Linked DNA regions of Mus musculus: all the other regions are linked to region 1. The links are chromatin loops, found by intact Hi-C in ENCODE. Cell type or tissue: left cerebral cortex. All regions are shown on one strand.

Region 1 (5,000 bases):
ATAGATGAGACCAGTCTCAAAAGAAAGAAAGGGAAGAAAGAAAGAAAATCAGTGGGTTAATTTTATTAGTACTATTTTAACACAGGGGAATTGAGGTGTCAAGGGGTTTAATAATCTCAGGGGCTGTAGCTGGTCAGTAGCAATGTCAGGACCAGAACTTCAGCCTGACTTCAAACTACTGCTTGTAGCCGTTTGGAAACATCTTGCTGCACCATCAGCAGCTGAGTGTCTTTAGGCTGAATGTCATAACTGGTTACTCATCAGTAAAACTGACCTAAGAAGCACTGCTCCCTCCATAAAGACATTGCAATATTAAACTGAAAGCCTCTAGCATTAGCACATCATACAGGAACCAGCAGGTATCTGCTGGTTTTCGACAGCAGCTCTCGGTAGGTTTGTCTTGGAGACTACAAATTGGAATGGTTTTTAAAATACAGACTGCGCAGTCAGACTACCTAGCTTTGTGTGACCCTCAGCTCTTACTGAGCTGTGTCTTAATTTCCTCGTCTGTAAAGTGGGGATAGTGATTGTGCCTGCCCCAGTGGGTTACTGTGAGGGTTGCATGACAGAACCTGTATTAGCCCTTAGCGTGACGCCTGGCACACAGCCGGTGTTCAGCAAGTGCTTCCTCTTTAACTAGTCTTGTACATGACTCAAAGAAGAGTCTTAGTTGGAAAAGCGTTCCAAGGTGGTTGAAGTGAAAACTGGGGGTTCCCGCTGTTTTCTTGACGGAGGGAACGAGGCAAGAATCAATGCAGCAGGGTTGGGCTTGTTGAAGGTGCCTGGGATGCTCCAGGAAGTCACTGATACAACCTTGTTCTTCTCTAATCCCAGAATGACCAGTGCCTGCCACCGGAAGTGCGTGCCTCCCCACTACAAGGAGGCAGAGCTGTCCAAAGGCGAGTCTGTGTGTCTGGACCGATGTGTATCCAAGTACTTGGACATCCATGAGAGGATGGGCAAAAAGTTGACAGAGCTGTCAATGCAGGATGAGGAGCTGATGAAGAGGGTACAGCAGAGCTCGGGGCCTGCATGACGCCCCAGGCTGTCTACACCTGAGGTGTACCTTGCCACTTGCCTGATTAAAGTGTCCCTAATGGATGTCACATGTGAAACCTGTCATACTTAGGCCCTTGAGCATCTCCAGGACCCCTGCGTGTAGTAGAGCTCTCCTGGCTGAAGAAGGGGACTTGTCACGCTGGTTTGTGACTGTGTATGTGTGTATATGTATATATCTTATTAAAACAAATTTGTGCAACGCAGTGTCTTTACTTGAGAGTAAAGAGTCATCCAAAAGTAGAGGGAATTTAATGCAGTGGGTCTTTCTATTTGTGGGGTTGGGGTTTTTTGTTTTGTTCTTAAGTACAGGATCTCACTCTGTAGACCAGTTTGTCCTCAAACTCACGGAGATCCACCTGCTTCTGCCTCTCAAGTGCTGGGATTCAGATGTGTGCCACCATGCTCAGCAAGTTGCTTGTATCTTGAGGTGAGGTTTTATTATGCAGCCCGGTCTGCTTCTGGCTTCAATCTCAGTCTTCCTGTGTCAGCCTCTAAATGCTGTGATTACAGGTGTGTACTCCCACCCCACCCCACCCTTTTTTTTTTTTCCGTTTTTTCAAGAGACGGTTTCTTTGTGTAGCCGAACTCAGAAATTCGCCTGTCTCTGCCTCGAAAGTGCTGGGATTAAAGGCGTGCGCCACCACGTCCGGCTCCCCCCCACCCCTTTTTTTAATTTTAAGATTTTATGTGTATAAGTACACTGTAGCTGTCTTCAGACACACCAGAAGAGGGTATCAGATCCTATTACAGATGATTGTGAACCACCTTGTGGTTGCTGGGAATTGAACTCAGGACCTCTGGAGCAGGAGTCAGTGCTCTTAACCACTAAGCCATCTTTCCAGCCCAATGGTTGTGTACCTTAACACAGTGCTTTAAGTCTATAGACCAGTGGGACTGGTAGGTTTGTGCTTAGAGTTTGATGCTTGCTGTGTGACTCTGAATGTGCTACATCTCTGTGATATAGTAGAGTGACTTGGTATAGGAAGCACTAAGTATCTTTTAAAGCTGGATAGTAAGTGGAGGCAAGCAGGCCATTTCTCCACATCAAAAAGGAGCGATTTAGAGGATGTGACAGTGGATAGGATTTTGTGAGCAAGTAGCCACTCTGCTCCAGGTGTTACTAGATAGCTATAGTACTGTCAAGATGGGATGTGGGTCAGCCATCCTGGAAAGCAATCTAGGCCGGGACCTGAGTGGGGACGTCACCATCTGTGTTTTCCTGATTGAGACTGTTCCCCAGTCACTGTTCAGTGTATGAGAGCGCCCACCCACCCAGGTAAAGGTATAGTTAGGAAACAGGTTCAGAGAGGCAGCTGCTTACAGGTCACACAGTATAGCAGTGGGAAGGCCACGCCTTACTGCTGTCCGAGGAGGGCCCTGGGACTGCAGCTTTCAGAATGAAGCCACTGTCAAAGCTGTACATTCAGTGTAGGCTTTCTCTGTAGAGGTGTCTGGGACAGTAGAGGCAGAGACTTTATTTAGCTTACAAGTGCAGGTTCAGTTTTGAGTCTTGGCTGAGATTTCAAGCTGTGTCACCTTGGGAGAGGCTTTTGACTGCTTCAGTCACCCTACCTGTTAAAAATTGCAGTAGGGTCCATCTGCCTCCTCGAGTGGTTGTGCAAACTAATAACCCAATAGTTAGAAAGGTGTCTGGAATACACCAAATACTCAATCATTTGCTAAATTTTGTGGGAAGTGGAAACACTAGATTAACTTCTGTAAAATCGCAAAAGGCTTTGTTCTGTTAGGACGGGCCGAAGTCTTTCTAAAAGTTGAAATACACATTTTGGTCAGCAGGTGGCGCTGTTTGCACACAGGTCTGAGCTGCTGGGGCCTGTGCCACAAAGTTACAGCTGCTTGTACTCTGCCAGCAACGCAGCACATTGCTAGGAAGAGGAGCCACTGTGAGGAAAAGAGAAACTGTATCTGCTTTCAGGTTTAAAAGGGACATCATGAGTATTCTCTTGATAGTGCAGAGCTGGAACAAACAAGGCCTGGTGGACATAGGAGGAGAGGTTCCAGCTCAGGGATAGCTCTTAGGCTGTGCCACGGCAGGGAAGTGTGGAGGGTTGGGAAACAGCTGCAGTGTGGCTGCAACACCAAGTGTGAAGAGAAAAGCTGAGCAATGAGCCCAGAAGCCCGGGCAGGCTCAGCTCCAGAACAGCTTAGGGAGTAGGCTGTGTTAAGCCAGTTGGAGTGTCTCCCGCTAAGGGCGTCAGCAGGCTGTTACAGGATTGAAACCTTTCAGTGGCAGGAACAGGTCTGCTTTTCACAGGCTTGCTCTCTCAGCCAGACAGACCGTGTTAGATGGCAGTAGATAATGGATCAAGGAGGGACAGGGTACAGATTGTGAAAGGAGAAAGGGCTGATGATGTAAAGGCTGGCTCACCTATGTGGACTTGCTGTAGCTAACCTCTCTTGTGGGCCTTGTATTATTATTTTGCGTAATGTTAGGACAACTCTGGGGTAGGTACAACTGTTGCCTTTTATGGATGAAGAAGAGTTATACACGTGTCAAAGGCAGAGCTGGAATTCTGAATCACAAACCCAAGGCTGCTTTCGATGGCTTAAGGGGACTTCCCTAAGGACATTTTTTTTCCTTTTTACCCCAGCCCCCTCTAAGGAAATTATATTGCAGCAACTTTGCATTTTCACACTGTCTTCTGTGGGATGTGCACAGAATGAGTTGGCTAAGGTCTTGCTGCCAGTGAAGCACTGGGATGGAGTGGAGGGTTGGAGAGTCGTAGACTCTTCAAAAGGTCTGAGAAACAAGACTGAATTAGGTCCTTTCTGTCATTGGAAGGAAGTGTAAACCCAGATTTTGTTTTGCTTGATTATCCTAGTTTTAAAAATAAAGAAATACTTCACAAAAATCTAGGCTTTGGCTACTTTTAAGAAGTTAGAAGATCTGTAAATCTGCACTACGTTGATAACAGCCTGTTGGAAGATGGGCAAAGGCTCAGCTGTTCATCAAAGCTCTCACCACTGGTTTCTGCTTCCTCCTCACTGGCCTGAGCCAGTAAGCTCTGGCCTATGCCTTCTACTGTGAGTGAATCCCATGGTAGGCAACTTCTAAGATTCCGGGGGGCCTCAAGTGATTCTTCCTAGTATTTATACTCTTACGTGGATCCCCTCCCTGTATGCAATGTGCACTAGATGAAAGATACTTCTGATAAAAAGGATCATAGCTAAGGTAACAGGATATAGTTATAAAAGACTGCACGTTCTTCTTCTCTTCCTTGCTAACTCTGATCAAGCCAGCTCCCATGTGGAAAGCTGACCTGTGAAGTGGCCCCTGGGGTAAGCAACACTCACATGGTAAATGTCCCACCATAGGTGTGAGCTTAGAAGCAGATCCTGCCCTTGCTTGGCTTTCAGATGACAGCATCCCTCATCCACGCTTTGCAAGCCAGTGAGAGATATTGAAGGTCAGGACCCAGCCAAGTCACATCTTTTTTTTTTTTTTTTTTTTTTTTTTTTTTTTTTTTTTTTTTTTTTTTAAAGATTTATTTATTTATTATATGTAAGTACACTGTAGCTGTCTTCAGACACCAGAAGAGGGAGTCAGATCTCATTACAGATGGTTGTGAGCCACCATGTGGTTGCTGGGATTTGAACTCTGGACCTTCGGAAGAGCAGTCGGGTGCTCTTACCCACTGAGCCATCTCACCAGCCCGCCAAGTCACATCTTATCTCTCAACCTTGAGAAGCTGAGATAAAGCATTGAGTTTTGAGGTAACTCCGCCACAGACAGCTTGTGCACATGTTGCCTGTGTACCTGAAGCAGTTGTCTGAGACTGCTGTTCTCTTCACACCTATGCTAGAATGTGTTGGGTACCATTCTAGGTCCTTGGCATACATCATGAGCAAAACAGAAAAACAGACACTTCCCTTCTTACAGCTTAAATTCTAGTGGGGGATGCTTTTCTGAAGGGTGGACA
Region 2 (5,000 bases), 180 kb after region 1:
GTCAATAGTTGCGAGAGCAAAGCTGGAATTTAAAAATATGGCTGGTCTTCCCTGAAATGCATGCTGGAACTGAATCTCCATGGCAAGATATTAAGAAGTGGTATTGGCAGGACCTTTAAGAAGTGATTAGGCCCTACCCTCATGAATCTCTGTTTCTGTGATTAATGAAGAAATGGGATAAAGGGTTGCAGCAAGAGCAGATGTGCTGGGGCCAGGAAGATGTCTCAGCAGTTAAGAGTACTCGCTGCTCATGCAGAGAACCCAGGTCTGGTTCCCAGCACCCACATGGTGGCTCACAACTCTCCATAACTCCATTTCCAGGAGATCTGACTTCCTCTTCTGACTTCCACAGATACCAGGTCTCATATGGTGTCACATTACATATACATATACACATACATATACATACACACAAATATATGTGTGTGTATGTGTATATATTATATATTATATTATATATTATGGCCAGGTCTTTAATTCTAGTATTCAGGAGGCAGAGGCAGGCAGATTTCTGTTTCAGGCTAGTCTGGTCTACATAGCGAGTTCCAGGACAGCCAGAGCTATATAGAGAGACCCCCATCTCAAAACAAACAAAAAACCAAACCCAGAGAACAAACAAATGAACAAAACAGAACAAAAGGGAGGGTGTGCTGTAACAGCAGGTCTGGTGGGTCTCTTTAATGCTACCTGTCACTGTGATACCCTGTGCTGCCTTGGGACTCTGCCAGCAAGAAGACCATCTCCAGATGTGTCTCTTCTACCTTGGCTCAGAATCCCAATTTAAAATAAACCTCCTTTCTTTGTCCTTACCCAGCTACAGCATTGTCATTAGCAACAGAAAAGAAGGCAGGACAGCCAGAATTGTTCTCCTCCCCGTCCTGGGTTGTCTTAGGTCATGCTTTAAGTCAGTTCTCTCAGCTCTGAAGCTAAAGGATCTACTGCGTTTGCCAGCGTCTGGGTACCTGGTATCAGTAAGTAGGACTAGCACAGGAAGCTCAGGAGAGCCACTGAGTGGGAAGAAAGACCCCAGCCTCTTCATCTGCAAAGGGGAAGGCTGACCTCTGCTCCAGCCCCTTTTGATGCCTCTAGTTTTTAATTTCTTGGTTAGGAAGTGGGGTTGATGACAAGGACACTCACTGCCACCTTGGCCTGGAGTACAGGCCCTCCACACACATCCTCCCTGCCATAGCACATGCCTGCCGTCCTGCAAGTCCTGAACGTGCTCCCCATAGACGTTGGAGCTCTGGCTCACGCTGTTCGCCCCGCTTTTCCTCTCCACCCTGTGAATGCCTATTTATTCAGTAGGGCCCAAGGTCAGACAGCTGTCATGTTTTCAGTGGTCAGAAAATGCTTAGGGTACATAGTGTGTGCTAGGCACCGCTGACAGTCTGTTAGAGGGAAAGGTGTATCAGTCAGTCATACCATCCAAAATGGGATAGAGAAGGGGGCTGGGAAGCTAAGGAACACTGCTCTAAGAGAACAGGCAGCAAAGACTCTTGGCCTAGGCTCAGCTTCAGGCAAAGCTCTGGGTGACAACAACACACTGAGACTGGAGGGCTGGGAGAGAGGTGGAGATAGAATTCCCGGCTAAGAGAATAGCAGGCTCTTGTGGGAAAGGACACCGTGGTTTGGAGAAGCTGAGAGTGTGTCTTGACTGGAGGGTAGCGATAAACTGAAGTGGCTATGTATGGTTCTGGCTAGGTAGGACAACTAACAGTGTAGATGCCTTCCCAATCTCATTTCCAGTGACTTTGCCCTTGTAGCTTGACCACAGCGGAGTATTTACACTACAGACAATGGCATCCCATACCCCAGAGACTGGGCATCCTTCTGCTGGCTGGGCTCCTCCTGAGTCTCCTGATTTGGCAGATGGAGCCGGGATGGTGGTAACAACATGCTGTTTTCTCTCTTAAACAGGAAACATTGAGATCTGGCAGCTGGCTAGGTAGAAAGATAGATGCCACTGGAGGGGGACATAAGGTATGTGGAACACTAATTGACGTACTTTATACGACCTTGTGAACGCCCCTCCCACCTCCAACCTGCCCTGTCTATCTGCATATCAGTTTCCCTATCTGTAAATTGGAAGCATCAGCACCTAGTGGTTAAGGGGATAAATTAGCATTGGGAGGGGGAAGGAAATACTTCAGCAGAGCAGGAGAGGGAAAAAGGAGACATAAATAAACGATGGATAGAGCTAGTTGGCTCAGTGGTTAAAAGCACCAGCTGTTCTTTCAGAGTTTCCGAGTTCAATCCCCAGCACCCATAGGGTGGCTTATGATCATCTATAATGGGATCTGCTGCCCTCTTCTGTCATGCAGCTGTAAATGCAGACAGAGTACTCATACGTAAATGACAGTAAGGATGTTTTAAAAAGGTATAGGGAAACACATTGTTTTATAAGCTTGCTTTAAAAATATAAGAGTGGGCTGGCAAGATGGCTCAGTGGTAAGAGCACTGACTGCCCTTCCGAAGGTCCTGTGTTCAAATCCCAGCAACTACATGGTGGCTCACAACCATCCATAACAAGATCAGACGCTCTCTTCTGGATTTTCTGAAGACAGCTACAGTGTACTTACATATAATAAATTAATAAATCTTTTTAAAAGCCAGGTATGAGAAATCTCACTTTAAGTTGCAGATCAGGAGAGCCCAAGAGGCTCCTGTCATTGCCCTTGGTGTTTTCTAGTGTGAAGACACTGGAATGTGAAAGTAAGATCCTAGTGCACTTCATATACAGGACTTGGAAGAACTCCTCTGGACCTGAAGCCTCGCTCGTATAGTATCTGAAGGTGTCATACAAGCTGCCAAAGAAAGGATCTACCCAGCTGTAATGCCTATGAATCACAACAATGACCAGCATAGCAAGATATCCCTGAAAATGAAATAGTGGTACTTATAGCTTGATGCTAACCAACAGCAGTCTATAGTTGGACTTAAGGCTTGCTGAACAGGAAAAAAATCGTGCATCATACTGTAAATCTAGCCAACTACCCAGAACTAGTGAGGTTTCAGAGAAGCACCTACAACTGCCACTTTCTTAAGCTGGTATAACTCCTAACTGTTTTCTAAATACAAATACTAATCCTTATACTTAAAGCTAAAACTAGCTCTCATCTCTCCTCAATGCATATTCTTCTTTCAGCAGATGGGGACCATTACAGAAGTCACAACTAGTCAGAATGCAGAGAATGGCTGACTGTGGGGTGCTCAGCCCCAACTGATGTATCTACAACACAGCCATTTTGTACACCTAAGGCTCAGAGAACATCATGGGGGGGGGCATGGAAAGATTTTAAGAGCCAAAGGACCTCCTGCTGTTAGATAGTGTTTCCTAGACAAATTGGGAAGCAGTATCCACAAAAATCACAATAATATGGTTGTCTAAACAAGACCTGCATGATGACAACATCAGTGACATGCCATGTCAGTGGGGGAGATTTCACACGGCCTCACTCCTAGCTGAAGAGCTACAGGTAATCAATGGCTCAGTGGCTGCTGAGAGAGGAAGAATCAATTTTCTCCAGAAATTAGTTCTTTGATATGTGGTTCAATCCTAAGTTGTCATTCCTAAACATGTACGTAAGAGCAACACTAAACAGATTCAGTAGGGTGTGTGTGTGTGTGTGTGTGTGTGTGTGTGTGTGTGTGTAACCTGTTTTATTTTCCCTTCCTTTACTTAGGTTGCTTTTGGTACAGGGCCTCTCTATGTAGCTTGGCTGACCAGCAACTCCCTCTGTAAACAAAGATTCTTGTGGCAACCTTTGAGCCTCTGCCGCCCAAGTGCTGAGATTACAGGCTGTATATCACAACACCCAGACTCTCTATCTTTGATCTTGCAAGCTACAGAAAAGGACAACTCTCAGGTGAGGGGCATGGTTGAGATCTGAACTCAGGCTGCTCAAATGCCAAGTCTACTAATTCCCTAAGCTGGAAACCAAAAAAAGAGTTGACTGCAGTCCCACGAGGCAAGAAGCCTGTTAAGTAGGTGCTTCCAACAGCTATCAAGGAAAGCACACCATGGCTCTGACTTGATGATGCTTAAGTACTAGAAGAGAGACAGTGCTCAAGCAGCTGCCAGTGCTGATCTGAGAGGGGGAAGAGAAAGGAGAGAGGAGACAAGGCTGGAGCTGTCAGGGATGAAGCATCACTACCAGGCCTACCTAGAAGGGCCACTGATGCCAGACACTGGCAGGAGGCTGCTGTAAAGCACTCCTCTCTTGTCTCTAGAGTGGGTCTCTGCTTTTTGAGGACTGCCCTCTTGCTCTCTGGTGTCTGCAGGTTTGGTTGATGAGAGGTTGATGATGGCTGAGGACCAGAAGGCAAGTGTACTGCTTCTCAGTCCCATCTTGGCTGTGCCTGTTTGTGCCTGTGTGCTGCATATGCCAGGGATCCTCGTTTAAATCTAGACACCCATTTCTCCCACAACGACTACAAATCTAGGGTGGTAATGGCTCCCAGTTTTCCTATCTATCTGCCTCTGCTCCTGTGTTGGTTCCTCAGGTGTACATTTCTCCCCAAGCTCTGGCTGACTGTGTTTTCTTACTGAGATGTTCACAGAGACACCTACCTGTTCTGTGACCAAACCAAACATTTCAACGCTGGACCAAACTGAGCCATTCTGAGGCCTGACAGTAGTGAGATGCTTTACATGTGTTCCCTTGTGCCATCCGCGGGGACAGATAAAGGATGAGTAAGTACAAACGCCAATTGCTGTAATAAATCATTTGTCAGAGGTGCTTCTGTGGGGCAGGGTTGAAGCTCCATCCCAGTGTGACAGGGCTATAAATAACAGTGCACCCTTCAGCAGCCCCAGCTTCCAAAGCCCTTCCCTGGCCATGCCCCTAGACACCTATGTGTGTTAATTTAGGCTCTCAGAGTTTACAGAGTCTTTACAGCCCATTTTATAGAAATAGAAACAGGTTTACAGAGGGAATGAGACTTGCTCTCAATCACACTTATTCCCTGGGCTGGAATCCATCCATACCCTGGGCTCTAAC
Region 3 (5,000 bases), 210 kb after region 1:
GCTTCAAGGCCATTTAATCCGACTCCATAGCTTGAATTCCTTCTGATGTCCCCACAATGCTATACTAAAGCCTACAGACTCTCATCAAACCCAAGGAACAGAACTATGAAAAACCACATCTGCCCATCTATCTATCTACTCCCACCTTTCAGCTCCAGCTGCAAGCACACAGGACATACTCTTTGATTTGCCTGAATTAACTCATGATCTAGTCAGTGGCTGTCTTTCACAAACAGACTCATCGTTTCAAGGAACGGCAAGCGACCACAGACCCACAAGCCAGGAAAGAAAACCCTTGAGGTTTCTGCCTGCATTTCCTGGTGCCAACCAGTGTGTAGAAATGACCGCAAGAAGGACAGACCCGTGCTTTCCTCCCAGCCATTGTTTGCCAAAGTCCCTTTGTATGTGTGCAGGAGGGCGGTGTTGGGATCTGGCTGGTCCTTGAGCAACCCCTAGCATGTGTCTTATGACACAGAGTGAGGCGAGAATTTATGCTGTTTAACAATAGGTATCATTTCTGCATTCCTGGGGAAAAGCCCCACACTAAGTCAGAAAAGGTACCTTTCTCTTGGGCAGGTCTTCCCTTGAGTGTGTCTGTGCCTCTGTCTAGCTTGGGGGGCAGTTCTCCTGCTCTCCAAGAACAGATGTCTCTTGCTTTTTAACCTCTCACCATCTAGCCCTATGACAAGAAGAAATTCCTAAGTCTACATTAAAGCCAGCTCTCCCCTTTCCTCTCTAGCTGGTTCTTCTTCCACACATCAGCCCATCTCCCTGGTTTTCATTCCTCCTTCCTGCGTTCCTTTATCTTTCTGGGACTCTAAAGACTCAATGGAGGGGAATGGGGAAATGTGGGGAGGGGTCTGACTTGGTTTTTGTTTTTGTTTTGGTCTGGGAAGATGGACCATATGGGTCCTTTCTTAACCAGGGAATGGACTCATATTCTTGGCGTATGTGTCTAGAATCCTGGAAGAGATTCTGGGTAAAATAATGCACCTGAGACGGGTCTAGATGGGAGTGGCAGAGGCCAATCCTGAGGACATGGCTCCCACAAATCAAAGTGTTTCCCAGAGAAGAGGGTCTAGGAGCTGCAGAGCAGCCTTGGGAGAGGGAGGGAAGGACATCAGGTAGCCCTTCTGTCCCACCATCCGAAGGACCATGGACTCACCCCACAAAGTAGGAGATAATCAGCAGCTGAACGGCTCGGTTGATGATCCCAATGGTCCAGCTTTTCACAACCACCGACTTGGTAGTCTCGTAGGTGAAGAAGTCTGATATACAGTTCATACTGAGAAAGTGCTCACAGCCACCCAGAAAGGCTGTGGATGCAGCCCAAGGAGAGAAAAGACCTCAGGACTGGGAGACAGAGATCAAGAACTGGAGTGGGCTGCTTAATGGGGCTTGAGGAAAAGAGCCAGTTCCTATAAGCCAGGCAACTGTAGTCCAGTGCCTCGTCTCTCCTCTTGACACTCTAGAAGCCAACAGTCCAGGGCCAGGGCGGTGGACCACCTTTTTATTCATCTTCACTCCACTCCCCTGTGATGTCACAGCAGGGGTGGGGTCTCCAATCCCGGGCTCCAGATTGCCTGAGATGCAGCTGGCTAGGGCCCTCTGGGACTTATGTTTCATCTGCACTCTGTCTACTGTTTCTATTCTGTTCTCTTACGCGGCATCTCTATCCCAGCTCACCAGCTGCTTTGTATTCTCCAAAGCCCCTTGTAACTGCCCACTCTTGAGTTAGCTCATCTGCCTGAGCCAAGAACTCCACTCTTGAGTGTCTGTCGATTTCTATCTAATAGCACAAATAGGGAGAAAGGGTTCTTGACAGTTCTGTGTCTCCTGGGAGGAAGACACGCATTTCTTACCATCTCCTCCTCTCTGCCCTCCAGCATCTCATTATGTTGTCTAACTTGTTATGTTGCCATGTTTCAAATTCACAATCCTCCTGCCCCAGTCTTTGAGTGTTGTGATTACAGATTTGTAATACTACAAAGCGGAAAGTCGCTTATTTCTAACTCTAGTTGGTTGCAACTCTTCAAGTTGCACAGAAATTACTGAACTCCCTCTCTTTTTAAACCCCGAAGTTATTAAAATCTTTTGTTAGGGTATGTGCTCCTAAGAGGCTGGGCTATTTTAACGATCTTCAACAGTTTTGTCAGATCCTAGAAACGTGCTGCATTAATAGGTTTTCATTATGTCTTAAGCCCAGTTTGACTTAGCTAAATAGTGCTAGCAATGATAGTGGTTAAAGCCACAAGCACCGAATGACAAAACACATTTTTATCTATATCATATCCCAGGACTGAGTTAGCAAGTCAGTGCAGTGATATTTCAGGGAAACTGTGGGCTTATCCTGTCTTTGTGTAGGACATATGCTAGCAATCACTCTAAACCCTGAACCCTCATGATTATAAAAGGCTGATGTTAAAGAGTCTGTGTTCTAGGTTCCAGTTTTGATGGTAATGGACTGACACCCAGTCGCAAATCTTTTGTGGTCTCATTTTTCTCATCTGTAAAATGAGATAAACTCAAGCATCTCTGTCAGACCTGGCTTCAGATTTTGCAAGATGCACTCCGGTGCTATGTGAGGCCATCCGGGCTTCTGCCAACGTAGGCTGATGTGATTTCAAGTAAGTTCTAGCTCAAAGGTAAATCCGACACCACCACTTGAATTTAATGCAGCCATCTGCTAGGCTCTTCCTGAGAACCCACAAATTAGGGATATGGACAGGATAGTGTTGGGGGTAGGTGAACTCACTGCAGAAAGGATCTGATCTACTTGCCAGGGTACAGCTGGAAAGCAAGCACAATCGCCGACACCCGCATCTCCTTTGCAGCTAGTGGGGCTACACCTCTGTATTTTTCTTGTTCAACAGACTCCTTCCCAGATTATTTCACAGGAGGGAGGGGCGTGCATGATTCCAACAAACATACAAACCTGAACACCTAATAAAACCGCATAATTTCCCTTCGGAATCTAGTCTTTGAAGAGCAGCTTGTAACTTTCTAAAGAGTGTTCCCGTTTTCTAGTCAAGAATTCAGCCGCGTGGGATTCCATAGCAAGCCTCTCGCTTTAGCCGACCAGGGGGAGTGCCGACGCTCTAGGCGAATGTACCCGTTGGTCGGCCCGGATGATGCCGTTCTAGCCAAGTCTTCCTCTCTATGGTCCGTGCGCGACTTCCGGTGGCGGGACGCGGGGCTGCGCACGCGGGAAAAGCTTCCCCGGCATCCCTTCCCCCGCATCCCTACCCCCTCCCCTGCGTCCCCCTGCGCCCACCGCCCTCACTGTGCCGTCGCGAGGCTGCAGCTCTTAGAGGTGGGTGGTCGCGATCCCTGGGCCCCTGGTGTGCATGGGCCCCGCTCCCCCGCGGGACGATCGGAATGGATCGATCCGCGTTCAAATTCGCGGGCAATGGGCGAATCCATTTTAAAAGAAGGGGGAGAAACGTAGATTCACGCGGGGCCCCGGGGTGGTGGGGTCTCTGCGATCAGGACACTACCCTCTGAGCGGAGTTGAGGTGCGCTCTCTGAGCGGGTCTCAGGTTCCGCCGATTGTTGCCGTGCCTGTCCGTGGAACGTACCGAGAGGGTGTCGGGTTGGGGTGTAAGCGCCACTATAGGCCTGGTTCTGCACCTAGGGTCCTGGGCCTTGGCCTCAGGAGCCCTGCAGAACGGGTCAGTAAGATCCCCAGGCAGCAAAGAACTTGAGACATACCAGGTACATGGCTGAGCGGAGTAAGGTGGCGTTGTTTCTTGCTTATCAGTCTCCTTCCCGAATTCAGATTCCCACCCTGCTGGACATCTACACAACTAACCAGGAATTGGGGCACAGCATCCAGAGAAGGGTTCGTTTTCTCTGGTGCAGCCTAGGGCTGTGTGCTCAGGCCACCACGGGCAGGTGAACATGGCAGAGACATTGGAGTTCAACGACATCTTCCAGGAGGTGAAAGGGTCCATGGTGAGAATGGCTTGGGCAAAAGAAAGGCAGAGAGGGGGAAAGAGTTCGAATCTATGAACGAAAAGCTTAACTCTGACTACTTTTTTGGAAACAGTGTATCAGTGTGTCCCCCAAGCGAAAACGTGAGCAAAGTCTCAAAGAGTTGCAAGATGTTGAGTTTGTTGAGTTGTATTAGAAAACCAGGAAACTGGGGCCCTTACAGGGTTTCTGATGCCAGAGCCAAGCTTGCAGTCTAGACTTAATGTCTGTTGTGTCTTTTAACTTGATTTCACCACGACCGCTTTTCAATTGATACTCTGGCCATCCTGCATCCCATGGGTAAGGGGTAGAAAGGATCCACTACACACTACCCTGTTCTGATTTTGGGTCTGTATTTTGGGCAGAATGATGGGAGGCTTCGATTGAGCCGTCAGGGTATCATCTTTAAGAACAGCAAGACGGGCAAAGTGGACAACATCCAGGCTGGGGAGTTGACAGAAGGCATCTGGCGTCGGGTAGCATTAGGCCATGGGCTTAAACTGCTCACAAAGAATGGGCATGTCTACAAGTACGATGGCTTCCGCGAATCGGTGAGCGATCTTGTTCTGTGACCCACTTTCTTTGTAACTGCCTTGTCTTTTTTTATTTTTAATCTTCTAGAGACAGTTGGCGTTTCTCTGATAATCATGTTACTGCTCATTTGGGTTCCTCGAAGCAAGGCTGTTGGAGACTATTGAACAAAACAAACAAACAAAAAAAACAGTGTTGTGTATTCAGTACACGTGTCGTGTACCTGGACTCCAGGAGGTTTTCTACCATCTTAACTTATACCATGGTTTCCACTTGCTCCCTCTGTCCTGGCTCAGCATCTTAGCTTGGTGCTCTAGGATTTTGCTTTTCCATTTTGAGCTGCTTTTGAGTTACTTGGTTTTAATATTCACTTTCATCAAAAGATCACCTACACAAAGTTTAGAAACTCAGGTGATGCATGTATCTGGGAATTTAAGTTTCTTTACTACTCTTAGCCAGAGGCCCAGAAAAAAAGTTTTTGTGGTTATTGTTAAAAA
Region 4 (5,000 bases), 180 kb after region 1:
ATATATCTGTTTAGAAATGATTTGTCCTCCCATAGAGTAGTGGAAACTCCTTTCTAAAGCAGGACTCAAAACTGTTAAACCAGCAGGAAAAACAGCAATAAACATGCAGGATCCGGGTTTGACTTGGGAAGGAAGAGTTGGGCCTGGAATTTGGGTTTCTCTGTGAAGGAGGTGCTGTTCTCAGCAAAGCTTTGCCTGCTGGGAAGTCATTTTGCCAGCTGAAATACACTTTTACAGTTGATTCCGTACCGATAGGAAAATATCGCCTGGCAGTCTCTTTGCATCTGGGACGGGGGCCACATCCTTAGAGCCTGCTGGGACTCCTCCCCTGAGAGACAGGCCTGAAGCCAAGTTTATTTACTTAAGAGTCTAGGGACCTGATTAATTGCAAAAGCAGCCATTTAAAAAGTCTGCTGTTGATTTTTAAAAGCACATTACTAGCTGGCTGGAGCGGCCCACACCTGTCATCTAGGCATCAGGAAAGTAGGAGGATTACTGTGAGTTAGAAGCTAGCTATCCTGGGTCACATGAGCTGTAGGCTAGTCTGGGCCACATGGGCAAGCAGGGCGTGGGAGGCAACCTTACTGGTCCTGCTATGTTATCTGTAGCTGCAAGTGTAGGTTGTGAGGCCAGCGGCCCAGTCTTTGAATACCTTCTCTGGCACTATATAAGGTATGTGGCCTTGGCTAGATAAAGGAGACTCTGAGGCCCAGAGTTCCTCAGAGGTGAGAAGATAACCCTCTTAGTTCCTTGGTCAGCACTCAAAAAGTTTTCGATCCTATTTTCTACTAACAACATCAGTTGCTGTGCTGACAGGATGGAAACACACATTAGAAAAGGCTGGGTCCACCCAGGACCACTGGCCCTCTCATTACTACCACAGGATGGTGAGGAGCGAAAAGGATCATGGCGACAAAAAAACATACCCCACGGAAGAGGCCTTCCAACGGTATGGTTTTCTGTGAAAAGGACTGAAGTGGCTGCCTTTAAAGACACATGTCCTGTGGCATTTGGAAGGAGGAGGGGAAATGCAGACTGTAGAGAAGTGACGAGCGCCAGGGCCCACTTCAGCTCTGACTCTTTCAGTTGGCCGAGGAGCTCAGTGATCTGCACGCTGTGATATGGTAGCGGAACCAGGCCAACTCTGCGTTTTGAGAAAGCTGCTGTGGGTGCGTTTCCAACACAGAGCGCCTGCTGGAAACACCTAGCACGCGAGGAACAGCTAGCAGATGAACAGGCCTTTTTTTTTTTTTTTTTTTTTTTTTGTCCCAGACACCAAGAGAGGAAATCCAAAATTGAGCTGCCTTTTCGGAGCAATGCTGTCTTAGGAACTCTTAGAGGGAAACTGAGAAACCAGACATCATGAAAAGTGCTTCTGTTCGTAGATGGAGCTTGGGGACTCTTATGGAAGAATAAGGGAAGGATTGTGGGCCCCAAACAGGATAGGAACTCCACAGAACAACCAACAGAGTCAACTAACCTGGACCCTTGGAGTCCTCAGAGACAGAACTACTGACCAAAGAACTTACACAGGCTGGATCATTGCCTGCACATATGTAGCAGATGTGCAGCTTGGTCTTCATGTAGGTCCTGAATAACTGCAGCTGGGGCTATCCCCAAAGCTGTTGCCTGTCCATGGGATATGTTCTTCTAGCTGGGCTGCCTTGCCGGGCCTCAGTGGGAGAGGATGTGCCTAGCCTTGCAAAGATTTGATGTGACAGGGTGCAGGGATATCCAAAGGGCCCCAATCTCTTGGAGGAGAAGAGGAGGGAGGATGGAGGGGGGGGAGGAATGTGGGAGGGGGTAACGGAGAGGGGGAAAGTGAGTGGGATGTAAAGTGAATTAAAAAAAAATTCTTTACTAAAGGTGAAGGAGTTTTAAAAAGTGCTTCTGCTTTCCCCCTACTAATCAGCACTGTAATCTTACAGTTACTACATTTGTGTGTTGTTGGCAAGTCATAATAGTTGAAGGTAAGTTAGAAGGAATGAATACAGACCAAGACTCTGGCTTTGAGCCTTGGTGAAGGTGGGTCATTTCTGACAAGTTTCAAAACCTTTCTGCGTGGGAGGGTGTGGTGATCTGTGAATGAGGTCAGAAGCACAGGTGTGAAAGAAAGGGTTTCACAGGTTCACCGTTCAGGGCTCTTAACATAAGGAACAGAGGTGAGCTTTTGAGGTCTTCAAAGACATGGAATTTTAGATTGCATATGTACAAATGTATACGGAGCTGGAAGGACCTACCTGCCCCCATCTAGGATGCTAATTTCCTGTGAGGGTAACAGAACTATATGAGAGAAAGGGGGCCCATGTCACTACTTCCTGTGAGTCTTATATTTGCAGACAAATATCTTTTAGTGACATGCTAGGGACTGACCTCAGAACCACAGCCTTGGGCATGCTAAGAAAGTGGTCTACCACTGAGCTACGTCTCTAGTCTAAAAAAGAGTATCTTTTAAGGAAATGTATATTTGGGGGCCAGAGATATGGCTCAATGGTTAAGAGAACTGACTGCTGCTGCTCTTCCAGAGGTCCTGAGTTCAATTCCCAGCCACCACAAGATGGCTCACAGGAATCTATAATAGGATCAGATGCCCTCTTCTGGCGTGTTTGAAGACAGCTACAGTGTACTCATAAAATAAATAATCTTAAAGAAAAGAAAATCTATATTTGTAGATAAAATGGCTTTTAAGAAAAAAATTGCTTATGTCTGTGAGTGCCTGTTCTTTTACTGGGCAATGGTTCACACTTTGAGCAACAGTATAAAGGGATTAGCAGCCTCCACCTGGTAGTAGAGGGACTTGGACTAGATCTCATATGTACCTTCTGGTTCAAGCTTCTCCCTGACTTGGTGCACTGCTTTGTCTCTGTTCTGGATGCTGGCGGGGCTTCCCCTCTCCTCACATGCCCATGTGACTTTAGTTCCAGCCCCTGCCTTCTGTCCTCTGCCCTGTAGACCCATGTCCTATCTTTGGGGCCTGTAATTTCCCTGCACTCTGCCCACACTTTCAGATCAGCCCCTTTATTAAGCTCTCCTCGAATTACCCAATTTGAAACTGCCATCTGCTTCCTGCCGAATCCCTGATAGATACAGTGTTATAAATCTGTCATTAAACCATCAGTGCCTACACACACACACACACACACACACACACACACACACACACACACTGACTTGCTCTCACTCAGACTTAGCCACATTCAGTGGCTAACGAACACATTAATGCCCTCACATGCTCTCTGTGCTCACACAATTACAACAAGGAGCCCATCTTAAAACCCTGTACCGGTGAACTGAGTGTCTACCTGAGCTGCAAGACCCACTTCTCAGTCCTGTGTTTAAGCTACGGGATGCCACCTCCTGGGGGTCTTTTATCTGCATTGTTGAACTGCTAGGTTTTATTTTTAGATACAGCTGCACTTTGTCCACCACAAATCCAGACAACCCTAGCAACTGCATTCTCAATATGCTTGGAAAAAAGCTTTGAAAACATTATATTGAGGGATAATTAGAATATTTACCTATGGGGAATAGGCAAACCAAGGAGTGAAAATTCTCTCCACCAAATTGCAGGTGGAGAAAGAACAAAAGCCTTTAGTGAACATACAAAAATTAATATAGATGGATAGTATAGATGGATAGAACCAAGCACGTTAGGTAAGGATTGAAGGGAGATGCACCCCCAAGGCTACTTTGCCAGTAACTGGACCTGGCTCATTACAAACAGGTGACCGTATGAAGTATCCTTGTGCTTGGGATTATGTCTTAGGAAGACAGATGCGGGAGCAAGGATAGAATGACCTCTAAGGCTATATATACTAAGTTGCTCTCACAATCTCAGACAAATCACTTCTCCCTCAGAGCTCCTGTTTCCTCTCTGAAAGAGGACAGCTTTGTCTAGAAGTGCCCAATGGATCTTTTAACACCTAGACAATCTCAAAATCAATGATTCTGCAAGCAAAGAGCTGCAGAAAGTTGGGAGGTGGGGGCATGGAAATGAGCTGCAGATGTAATTAGTGATGGAGGTGCAGGTCTCTAGCTGCCCCTGGGTATCAAATGTGCTGCTTAGAGCAAGGCCAATCTAGTCTGAATAATTTCACTCTCTCCAGAGCTGATGGCAACAATAGAGTGGTGAGGAGTCTGGCCTCTGTTGCAGAGAGAGACAAATGAACTTGTTTGGGAGGCAAAAGGCCAGGCTGTGAATTGTGCCGCTGGCATCTGCTGGTATTTTCACTTCCCTAGAACTAGGGTTCTTTGTTTTTCAGCAGGGTAGAAGGTACCAACCAGCTATGCATGTCTCACTGAGGATTAACTAGTGTGAATGTCTCTAAGCTTTCCTGGTTGTGGTGGATATCAGTCAAGAATATTTATTCATATCCAGGTCTTCAAATGTACTCCATGTGTTACACTGGCAGTGAGTAAACACAATGAGCCCCGCGTCTTTTCTCATTAGTACAGTGGAAGGATTGTAGCATCTTCCTTCGAGAGTAGGTGTGGAATAACTGGCCAAAGCATACAGAATGCTATGCACTTGGGGTAATGAGTGTCAGTCCTACTGTTAAGTAGCTTTGTGAGACTTAGACAACAGCATAAGATCACTGTGTTATTGAAACCATAATGTGTACCCTCTTCTCTTATCTGAACATTCAGAAAGATGACTTTGTGGCCTTTGGCCTTGAGTGTCAACTGCTATATGAGAGTGGTGGTGGACCCAGGTGGAGGGATGTGGTAGCACTTAGGCAGAGCGCTGTTAGGCATGGATGCCAGATATCTCCTGACAGCACTCTTCTTTGAACTCTCTGGGAACTTTACCCAGGGCCCAACTCGGTAGTTTTGCTCCTTTGTACATCCACCTCTGCTAAGAGAGTAAGTTATTTGGGATCCTTAGTGGAGACCATACCTCTCAGGTGGCTCCCTTAGATCCTGAGTGTTATACTGAAAGAGTCCTCAGAGACCATCTCTCTAGTCTTGCCCAAATAAACTGTCTAAACTAATTTCTTTAT

Evidence for each region. Peaks named below come from ENCODE experiments on the same cell type or tissue, not always from the same donor. Only the 100,000 strongest peaks of a DNase experiment are listed, where the experiment ranks them.
Region 2: a loop joins it to region 1, with 3 times the contacts of the local background. A loop is called at or near these places in 9 of 42 quality-filtered maps.
Region 3: a loop joins it to region 1, with 2.8 times the contacts of the local background. A loop is called at or near these places in 8 of 42 quality-filtered maps.
Region 4: it touches region 1 in a loop (6-fold over the local background); 10 of 42 quality-filtered maps call a loop at or near these places.

The regions. Positions count from the first base shown.
Region 1 is chr2:84,828,956-84,833,955 of GRCm38, forward strand. It overlaps Timm10 (translocase of inner mitochondrial membrane 10), which reads left to right. Exons shown (of 3, transcript NM_013899.2): 3 at 835-1,258. The coding sequence ends at 1,036. Among named protein-coding and RNA genes, the nearest start is that of Timm10, 4.4 kb to the left of the region's middle. In left cerebral cortex, a CTCF peak has its summit at 2,856 (motif pointing right); DNase peaks (open chromatin) are centred at 2,905 and 3,182; H3K27ac peaks cover 1,317 bases.
Region 2 is chr2:85,005,655-85,010,654 of GRCm38, forward strand. All of the region lies in intron 8 of P2rx3 (purinergic receptor P2X, ligand-gated ion channel, 3), which reads right to left. Among named protein-coding and RNA genes, the nearest start is that of Gm39868, 16 kb to the left of the region's middle. In left cerebral cortex, a CTCF peak has its summit at 2,315 (motif pointing left); a DNase peak (open chromatin) is centred at 2,308.
Region 3 is chr2:85,034,016-85,039,015 of GRCm38, forward strand. P2rx3 (purinergic receptor P2X, ligand-gated ion channel, 3) reads right to left here and starts at 1,819. Exons shown (of 12, transcript NM_145526.2): 1 at 1,166-1,819. The coding sequence starts at 1,284. It overlaps Ssrp1 (structure specific recognition protein 1), which reads left to right and starts at 3,105. Exons shown (of 17, transcript NM_182990.4): 1 at 3,105-3,313; 2 at 3,779-3,954; 3 at 4,338-4,523. The coding sequence starts at 3,901. In left cerebral cortex, CTCF peaks have their summits at 3,072 and 3,768; DNase peaks (open chromatin) are centred at 2,658 and 3,142; H3K4me3 peaks cover 2,130 bases; H3K27ac peaks cover 1,822 bases.
Region 4 is chr2:85,011,795-85,016,794 of GRCm38, forward strand. All of the region lies in intron 8 of P2rx3 (purinergic receptor P2X, ligand-gated ion channel, 3), which reads right to left. Among named protein-coding and RNA genes, the nearest start is that of P2rx3, 22 kb to the right of the region's middle. In left cerebral cortex, a CTCF peak has its summit at 2,606 (motif pointing left); DNase peaks (open chromatin) are centred at 264 and 1,120.